2 separate regions of the Homo sapiens genome follow, and region 1 is linked to region 2. A link is a loop called in an ENCODE intact Hi-C map of the cell type or tissue named here. Cell type or tissue: HepG2. All regions are shown on one strand. Each heading gives the region's core, and the rest is flanking DNA. Links, peaks and the distances in the headings are about the cores only. Region 1 overlaps GAK (cyclin G associated kinase). Region 2 overlaps CPLX1 (complexin 1).

Evidence for each region. Hi-C counts contacts between places; a loop is a spot of excess contacts. Peaks named below come from ENCODE experiments on the same cell type or tissue, not always from the same donor. Only the 100,000 strongest peaks of a DNase experiment are listed, where the experiment ranks them.
Region 1: it touches region 2 in a loop (11-fold over the local background); 1 of 110 quality-filtered maps calls a loop at or near these places.

What each region holds. Positions count from the first base shown.
Region 1 is chr4:873,467-877,976 of GRCh38, forward strand. It overlaps GAK (cyclin G associated kinase), which reads right to left. Exons shown (of 28, transcript NM_005255.4): 16 at 4,149-4,343; 17 at 3,624-3,741; 18 at 3,064-3,143. It also overlaps LOC105374341. Among named protein-coding and RNA genes, the nearest start is that of CPLX1, 50 kb to the left of the region's middle. In HepG2, for the core only: no CTCF peak of the experiment used is centred there; DNase peaks (open chromatin) are centred at 2,025 and 2,495.
Region 2 is chr4:812,237-816,468 of GRCh38, forward strand. The region is part of intron 2 of CPLX1 (complexin 1); the gene reads right to left. Among named protein-coding and RNA genes, the nearest start is that of CPLX1, 12 kb to the right of the region's middle. In HepG2, for the core only: a CTCF peak has its summit at 1,879 (motif pointing right); DNase peaks (open chromatin) are centred at 1,865 and 3,665; H3K4me3 peaks cover 346 bases; H3K27me3 peaks cover 2,157 bases.

The sequences.
Region 1 (4,510 bases), core at 221-4,220, 61 kb after region 2:
AAAACTCAGGTCAAGTTGGTTAAACCTTGTAAAAAAAAAAAAACTATATCCTGTTCTTGTCTACCTGTTCCACTGCCTGGGGAGAGAGGCGGCCATCAGCGTGGGCCTGTCAACTTCACCCCTCCTTCTGCCCTTTGTGCTGCCTGTACTGAAGCCATGTCACTGCCCTCGCCCCTGCAACGTCACCCGTCACCTCCTGCCTTGGTCTATCCCACCTGATATGGACAGTGACACCAGCCTTCTTCCTGTTATGGTCTGCATGGTAAGCAATTTCCAATTATTCCACTTCAGCCTTGCTAGGTCTTCGTGTGCAAGGGTTTTGAAGTATGGCTCCTGTAAGCAGTATAGACTTGAGTTTTGTGTGAGCTTGGTTTTTAATCCAGCCCGATTAACTGGAGTGTGTCTTCTATCCACCTTCAATGGGATGACTGACAGGCACAGCAGGGCGTCGGTCTACCAGCTGGCTGTTTTCTATCTATATCCCACCTGGGTTTGTTTGTTTATCTCTACGTTGTTCTGGCGAATTCATCACATATTTTTTGTTCCATTTTTCTTCTTGATTGCATCTTTAATCTGCCCTAGGGATTGGTACATTCTCTGCTTCCTGGTGATGGAGCTCCTGAAACACATTCACTCGGTTAATCCCCTCCTCGGCTGTGTGTGTGTGTGCGCGCTGGTGCTTGTGTGTGTGTACATGCACACGTGTGTTGGTGCTCCTGCTGTCTGTGTGTGCGCACGCGCTGGTGCTCCTGCTGTCAGATATGTTACTACCAAACAGGTTTTAAAACCCACAGGACGTTAGTATTGGTGTTTTAAGCAGCTGGTGCTGGTGTCATTTCACCACAGAGTCATGCATTCCAGCCTCCCTGCCCTTCCTTCCCTAGGCTGCAGGCTTTGCAGGCTTGCCTTGGATACTTGCTGAAATGGAGCAGTTCTGCCAACAATCAACTCTCTCATCCTTTGCTTGGCTGAAGACATCCTTAACTGGCTTTCATATTTCAAGGATAATTTCACTGGATATAGAATTCCCGTATTTTTCTCTCAGCACTTTAGAGACGGCGCGCCTCAGCTGCCTTCGGGTGTCACTCTGCAGGTCATGCATTCCCACCCCGTCCTGTCCTCGGGCTGGAGATTGTTCTCTTCGGGTTCCAGCAATTCAACCAGGATGCTCTGAGGTACTGAACCTCTTTTCTTCTTTTTGTTAAAAAAAAAAAAAGTATCCTCTTTGGCGTCTGCAGAGCTTGATTTCGTGGTTCTGACGTCCTCCATCAGTTTAGGAAAATTTTTGGCCAATGATTTTTCAAGTATTATTTCTGTTCCACTCTCTCTCTTCTCCTAGAACTTCAAGTAAAAGCATGCCAGGCCCCTGCAGTGCCACAGTCTCTCTCGTGACCCTCTCTGTACGTGTCTTCTTCCATCCTTTCTTCTCTGCGCTGCTGTCAGAAGATCTTTTCTACCAATTCAGAGTCTGTTCTGCTGTGCCTATTCCACTGTTAATCATGTACTGAAGCCTTCATTTCGGCTGTAATATTTTTCAGTTCTAGAATTCACATCTGTCTCCTTTTTATGTTCCAGATCTCTGGTGAAATTCCCATCATTCCCCCGACTTTCTTGAATAATCAATCAGTTACCAAAGTCCCTGCCTCCTGCCTCCAGCATTTAAGTCCCCGACAGGTCCTTCACCGACATTTTCCTCTTCATCATCAGTACCTTGGTCTTTAAAACACTATTTTAAGCACCGCCTCCACCGTGGCTGAAAACTCTAAGAGCACTGGGTGTTTTTCTTCCTCCAAAGGAGGAAAAAAGAAACAAAATTATTAAAGTTGCGAATATGTGAGTTAAAAAAAGAAAAGCGTAAGACACAACAAAGACAAGAGATGTAAAAAAAGAATCACAGAGACAGAAAAACACAAGAAGACACCCCGGTCTCCCGGTGCAGGCCGTCCCTGACAGCAGCAGGCGCCAGCTCTTCCTGAGCTCACCCAGGCCAGGCCAGCACCCCTCCCAAGGTGCAGAGTCCGCCAGCATCCCCGTGGGGCTGGCCCAAGGCTTCCCTTTGTTTACTGGGTAGGAACCAAGAGCACAGAGCCTGGAACACAGCAGGCCCTGCAGCCACAGCCTCTGTCTTGGGAGCCCCCGTGGGTGCCCCCTCTGACTCCTGGAACAATGTTTGTTCCACTGTGTCTTGGCAGATAAGCCTGCCTGTGATTGAGTAGAAAGATCTCCAGTTAAATGGGAGGCCGAGGCAGGTGGATCACTTGAGGTCAGGAATTCAAGACCAGCCTGGCCAACATAGTGAAACCCATCTCTACTAAAAATACAAAACTTAGCCATGCGTGGTGGTGCAGATCTGTAATCCCAGCTACTCAGGAGGCTGAGGCGAGAGAATCGCTTGAGCCTGGTGGGTGGAGTTGCAGTGAGCCGAGATTGCGCCATTGCACTCCGGCCTGGGCGTTAGAGCGAGACTCTGTCTCAAAAAAAAAGACAGACCTCCAGTTAGAATCAGGACGCCCGGGTGTGAGAGCCTGCTCTGCTGCTCACCGCATCTGCACCTGAGCCTGCAGAGGGCAGGGTATGCGCTGTTGGGCACCAACGTCAAGAGGACAGAGAGCTAACAGGTGCTGGGCATGGCAGGGGTGGGGGCCATCCCGTGGCTGCGCTTGTTTACAGAGGGAGCTAACAACAGAGTGTGAGCTTCCAGACAGGACTGCCCCGCATCATCTCCAGCCTCCGCCTGGCAGGGCACTCTGCACACAGCAGGCTCAGGAACGTTTGCTAAGATGCAGCCGCCACCCGCTCACCTGCTTACGCCACGCCCGGGTGTGAGGGCTAAATTCTAACAGACACACACACCAACGGGGGGGCAGAGCAGCAGCCACCGGGTCCACCCCAGCAGCCTACACACGCGCAGCTCCAGGATGGCCCAGGAACAGGCCCAGAGCCACCAAGCAGCAGTCACACAGCCCGCCACTCCCCCTGGGGCTCCCACGACCGGCCCACATGCAGGTGCTGCGGCACAGGGCACCTGTCCCTCCCCACCGAGCACAAGCGGTACCAACGTACTTGGCAAATTTCACAGTGGTGGCGTTCCGAGGCACAAACCCCGTGTGGAACTGAATCTGGAACATCTTCATGGATGCCATCTGCAAAGAGAGCAAACACGACACCCCACGTGGAGGGTGAATCCAGATCCTGGGGCCACAGGCCAATTTTTCCCAATGGGCGAGATCTGAGAGCGGCTCATGGTGCTGGAGGCATGGACGGCGCCCCCGTGCCACATGTTGTGGGGGAAGCGGGAGAGGGTCTGTGTGTGGCAGGTAACCCTGAGGAGAACGCATGGGCCCACAAGCTGCTTCACGGGACTGCCGTGGGGGCTGCCCCAAGTGGACCCTCAAACTCAGTCTCGATGGAAACGCCAGGCTTTTCAGGTTGAGATCCTGCCGCGTCAAGTGCACGGGGCAAGCAGGGGGCGCTGTGGGGCAGTCGCCACATGAGAGCCCACGGCACTCACCAAACAGCGAGCACCCTGGACCCTCGGTGAGAAGTGAGCGCACTGTGGCCCCCAGCCCCCCATGAGCCTAGGCGTGAGTGGGGAGCACCGGGCAAGCCACAGGCTCTCTCACCTTGGCCTGCAGCCGGCCGCCCAGAGTGGACCGGGCGTGATAGATGACGATGAGCACGTCTCCTTGCACCGTGACGCCCAGGGGAATCACCGCTTTGCCATCTTCAATCTTAAAGTCCCTAAGGACAGAATGACAAGAGAAAAATTTTAAAAACCCCCAAAACCAACCAAACAAAAACAACAAAAAACAGAATGAGAAATTGTCCACTTAGCTAAAATGTGTAATAACCAATAAAGAATAACCCCCATGAAGAGCCTCACAAGAATTCTAAAGTCTCCTGGGCACTCGGATCCCTGTGACCTCCTGCTGCTGACCAGGATCCCATTCTCAAGTCTCCTGGACACTCGGATCCCTGTGACCTCCTGCTGCTGACCAGGATCCCAAGTGACCTGCCACAGACGCCACAGTTCCAAACACGTCCGCCTCAGCAAGCGCCTGTCCCCGGCAAGGCCAGGGTTCCTCTTTAACGGTTTTCCGGAGGGGTGAGGAGGAGGGAGCACAGCGTGGGGCTGCAGCTGCACTCACCGCATCTTGTCGTACTCCTGGGAGGTGCTGGCCACACGCTCGTCCCCCACGTAGACCTCGCAGAAGGGCCTGCAGCCGCTCCTCTGCTTGCTGAACAGCGGCACGGGTGTCATGACCACGGCCCTCACCAGGATGGGCTTGCTGTGGGGTGTGATGGGCTCCTCCGCCACCATGTCACACATGTACTCGATGTACCTGGGGGCAGACGTGCCGCGTCACCACGTGACGTGCCCTGAGAGGGGACCACACAGCTGATTTTGTCTTTCGAATAGAAGTTTTTCATGCTAGAAATTTCCCTTGTAGCAATGTTTTAGTTGCTCCTAACAAATCTGATGTTATAATTTTCATTTAGTTATATATAT
Region 2 (4,232 bases), core at 233-4,232:
GCTAAATTTTTGTATTTTTAGTAGAGACAGGGGTATCACCATGTTGTCCAGGATGGTCTTGATCTCCTCACCTCAGGTGATTCAGTTGCCTCAGCCTCCCAAAGTGCTGGGATTACAGGCAGGAGCCACCGCACCCAGCAGAGTCTTTTTATATTTAAAGTGGGTTTCTTGTATGTAGCACAGAACTGGATCTTGATTTTTTATCCAATCTGACAATTCTGCTTTTTAATGAGAGTGTTCCCAACAGACAGAGAAGAAAAAGTCATAAATCAAAGGGCGTCCATCAGAGTAATAAAAAGGGTATGGGCTTGAGTGTGGGGAAATTATCTTCAGACAGAATACCGCTCGAATCCCACCTAGCAAAGTTCCAAAATAAGAGAGGAAAGGACCAAACTCTTTCTAAGTGACTTGACCATATCAAGAGCAAAACTCAAGAATATACTTAGGGGCCAGGCACGGTGGCTCACGCCTGTAATCCCAGCACGTTCCTAATGCTGGGCATCCTAACGCTGCGTGTCCTAACGCTGGGTGTCCTAACACTGAGCATCCTAATGCTAACGCCCGGTGTCCTAACGCTGCCTGCTCTAATGCTGGCTATCCTAATGTCCTAACGCTGGCCGTCCTAATGCCAGGCACCCTTACAAATGATAGTGTACTGAGTTTTGTTTAAACATGATGGATTGAACATATATGCTTATTGACGTGCCTTTCCACAACCCCACTAAGATGGGAGTAAAGAAACTGAACAGGCTGGGAGCGGTGGCTCACACCTGTAATCCCAGGACTTTGGGAGGCCGAGGCAGGCAGATCATGAGGTTAAGAGATCAAGACCAGCCTGGCCAACATGGTGAAACCCCGTCTCTACTAAAAATGCAAAAATTAGCTGGGTGTGGTGGCAGATGCCTGTAGTCCCAGCTACTTGGGAGGGTGAGGCAGGAGAATTGCTTGAACCTGGGAGCCGGAGGTTGCAGTGAGCCAAGATTGTACCACTGCACTCCTGCCTGGGTGGCTGAGCTAGACTCTGTCTCAAAAAAAAAAAAAAAAAAAGAGAAAGTGAATAGTATAATTTCACAAGAATAACACAACAAGAGAGGAGAGGCCAGGTAAATCGGTATCAGATTGGGGACGATGGAAAGCAGGTGCACGGATGGGCTCTGCAGAGGGAGATGCTGCTGAGAAGCTGACCAGCCGGGCAGAACCCCAGGAAGACTCTGGGACTGGAGGCCCTGCTGTCAGGCGAGTGGGGCAGACATGAGGGATGGTGAAAGGTCTGTATAAAGGGCACTGGGCCCACCACCCACGTGGCAATGAGATATCAAGAAATCATTTCCTTGGAGAAACTGAACCAGAGACCCCCAGACTCAGACCAATCCTCAGGCACCAATCCTAAAGGGCAGAAGTGATTCCTTGAAAACAGAGAGTTCATGGAATATCTGCACCCTACAGAGCCCTCACTCAAGCCCAGTCCACTGCCCTGCTCATAGATCCACCATCCAGCCACACAGAATCCATTTCTGGGGAGATGGAGCCACACTCCCCAAAAGACCTAAAGGGCCTGACCTGTGCGGATTCCCAAGCATAAAAGCCAGCTCGCCACGTTTGCCCTACAGGTAAGCCCAGAATTCCCACACACACACAGAAGACTTCCAACAGCTTTTCCTGACTCGCTGAAACATAAATGTGCATCCAGGGAAAGTCTCTGACACAAAGAAAGCTGCAAGCTAAATGGACGGAAAAGGAGCTTGTAACAAAATGACACAGCAAAGACCACTGCCTGGGCATCGGAGGCAGAGCCACACCTGGGCGACCCAAGCCGGCGGCCAGACATGTGAACTCAGAGGCCTCTCTCCCGTCCAGCAGGTGGAACCCCTGCTTTTCCCACCACTTGCTCTGAAAGGACCATACAGGTATCTGCCTGCAAATACAAGGGACCCACACTCCACTTCCTCTTATAATCATGCTAGCTGTCCCCACTCTGCCTGATTTTTTTTTTTTAAGACGGAGTCTCGCTCTGTTGCCAGGCTGGAGTGCAGTAGCGCAATCTCAGCTCACTGCAACCTCTGCCTCCTGGGTTCAAGTGATTCTCCTGCCTCACCCTCCTGAGCAGCTTGGACTACAGGTGCCTGCCACCACGCCCAGCTAATTTTTGTATTTTTAGTGGAGACCGGGTTTCACCATGTTGGCCAGGCTGATCTTGAACTCCTGACCTCAGGTGATTCACCTGCCTTGGCCTCCCACAGTGTTGGGATTTCAGGCATGAGCCACCACGCCCGGCCCTCTCCCTGACTCTTCATTCCTGCCTCATGCGACCCGGAGATGGAGGATGGCCCCCGCGACTCACAGCATCCTCTCTGCCAGGATCTGTAGCAAAAATCTTCGAACTTGTTTCCTATTGCAGTGGTGGATTAAATCTGTGCCTTAAATCTGAAGAACCAGGGGCTACCCCAGGCCAGGTTTTCCCCAGGAGTCCGGGAGGAACACAAGGTTGGAGTCCCTGTGCCAGAGTGATGGCCAGGCAGGCAGAGCCTGTACATGGAGCAGACACAAACCACCGGGCATCTGCCAGTATGAACAAGTGTCGTGTGTGAGGGGCCCCGGCCATGGGTCGGGTAACTAGCGTTCAAGCCGTCCACCAGGTGAAAGAAGGATTCCATGAAAGGCACCAGGTCTAGCCCCATTCATTTCCCATTAGGGCAAGACTGCCAGCTCTCACACACTGGAACCCCAGTTTATCTGGGGGCTCCCAAAACAGAGCTCAGAGACAACACAGAGAACAGAGGAAAACTTGTAAAGAGAACGAACATTTAGAAAACAGAAAAGAGCTCTTGGAAATTAAAAATATAAATGCAGAAATTAAAAATTCAGTTGAAGTGTTAGAAGATAAAAATAAGGGGTCAGGCGTGGTGGCTCACGCCTGTAATCCCAGCACTTTGGGAGGCTGAGGCGGGTGGATCATCTGAGGTCAGGAGTTCAAGACTAGCCTGGCCAACATGGTGAAACCCCGTCTCTACTAAAAATACAAAAATTAGCCAGTCATGGTGGCAGGTGCCTGTAATCCCAGCTACTCGAGAGGCCGAGGCAGGAGAATTGCTTGAACCCAGGAGGTGGAGCTTTCAGTGAGCCGAGATTGTGCCACCGCACTCCAGCCTGGGTGACAGAGCAAGACTCCGTCTCAAAAAAAAAAAAAAAAAAAAGAACTACAGAACAAAGAAAAGACTTTATAAGAAGTGTAATCGCAGTGCACTGCAGGGCTCAGCGCTAAGCAGTATTTACATACAGCCACGGAGGGGCATGGGGGCAGGTTTGTAAGCACCGAATGCTCTGGAGCCCTTACAGGAGGTTAACACGTGGCATCTGAGATGACCCCGTGTGGCACTTACTCAGAAACATAAGACACACACCTCTGAGTGGGGCAGCTTAAGAAGTCCGTTATTGTAAGTTCCACAGTATCTTGTTCAGTCTCAGCTGCAATTGTAACAGGTTTCACAGGTCATAAATCTCAGCGGCACTTGGAGAAGCACCGTGAGAGGCTGTTGATACAGTGTTTGCCACTGCAAACCTGGCTTCTGCCCAGGCTCTTGTTACAACGGGTGGGGAAGTTGCAGACATTTACACACCACTTCCAACTCTGTAACTTGGACTTAGGTCTCTACTGATTCCATATCTCATCATCAAAAAGTTGACTTTCTGTCTAAATGTCTGCAAAATAAACAAAAACTTCCCTGAACTATCCACCCATTCAAAGATCTTTTGTTGTCTGTCCTTGAGAATATAAACGCCTGTTAAGGGAAATTATATTTGTTACAATGTTTATGTTGAGCTATTTAAGTTATATTCACCTTGGAGGCTGGTTTTTCTCACCAGCCTGAGACCTCAGCTCACTGACTGCACTCACTAGTCCTAATAAATCAACAGCACTAGCAACTTTGCAGTGTCTCTTAAATTTACAAGTGGATCTGAAGGCATTCTCCGTGAAATTTTTTTTTTTTTTTTTTTTTTTGAGACAGAGTCTCACTCTGTCACCCAGGCTGGAGTGCAGTGGTGCAGTCTCGGCTCACTGCAACTTCCGCCTCCCGGGTTCAAGCAATTCTCCTGCCTCAGTCTCCAGAGTAGCTGGGATTACAGGCGCCCACCACCACACCCGGCTAACTTTTGTGTTTTTAGTAGAGAACAGGGTTTCACCATGTTGGCCAGGCTGGTCTTGAACTCCTGACCTCGTGATCCACCTGCCT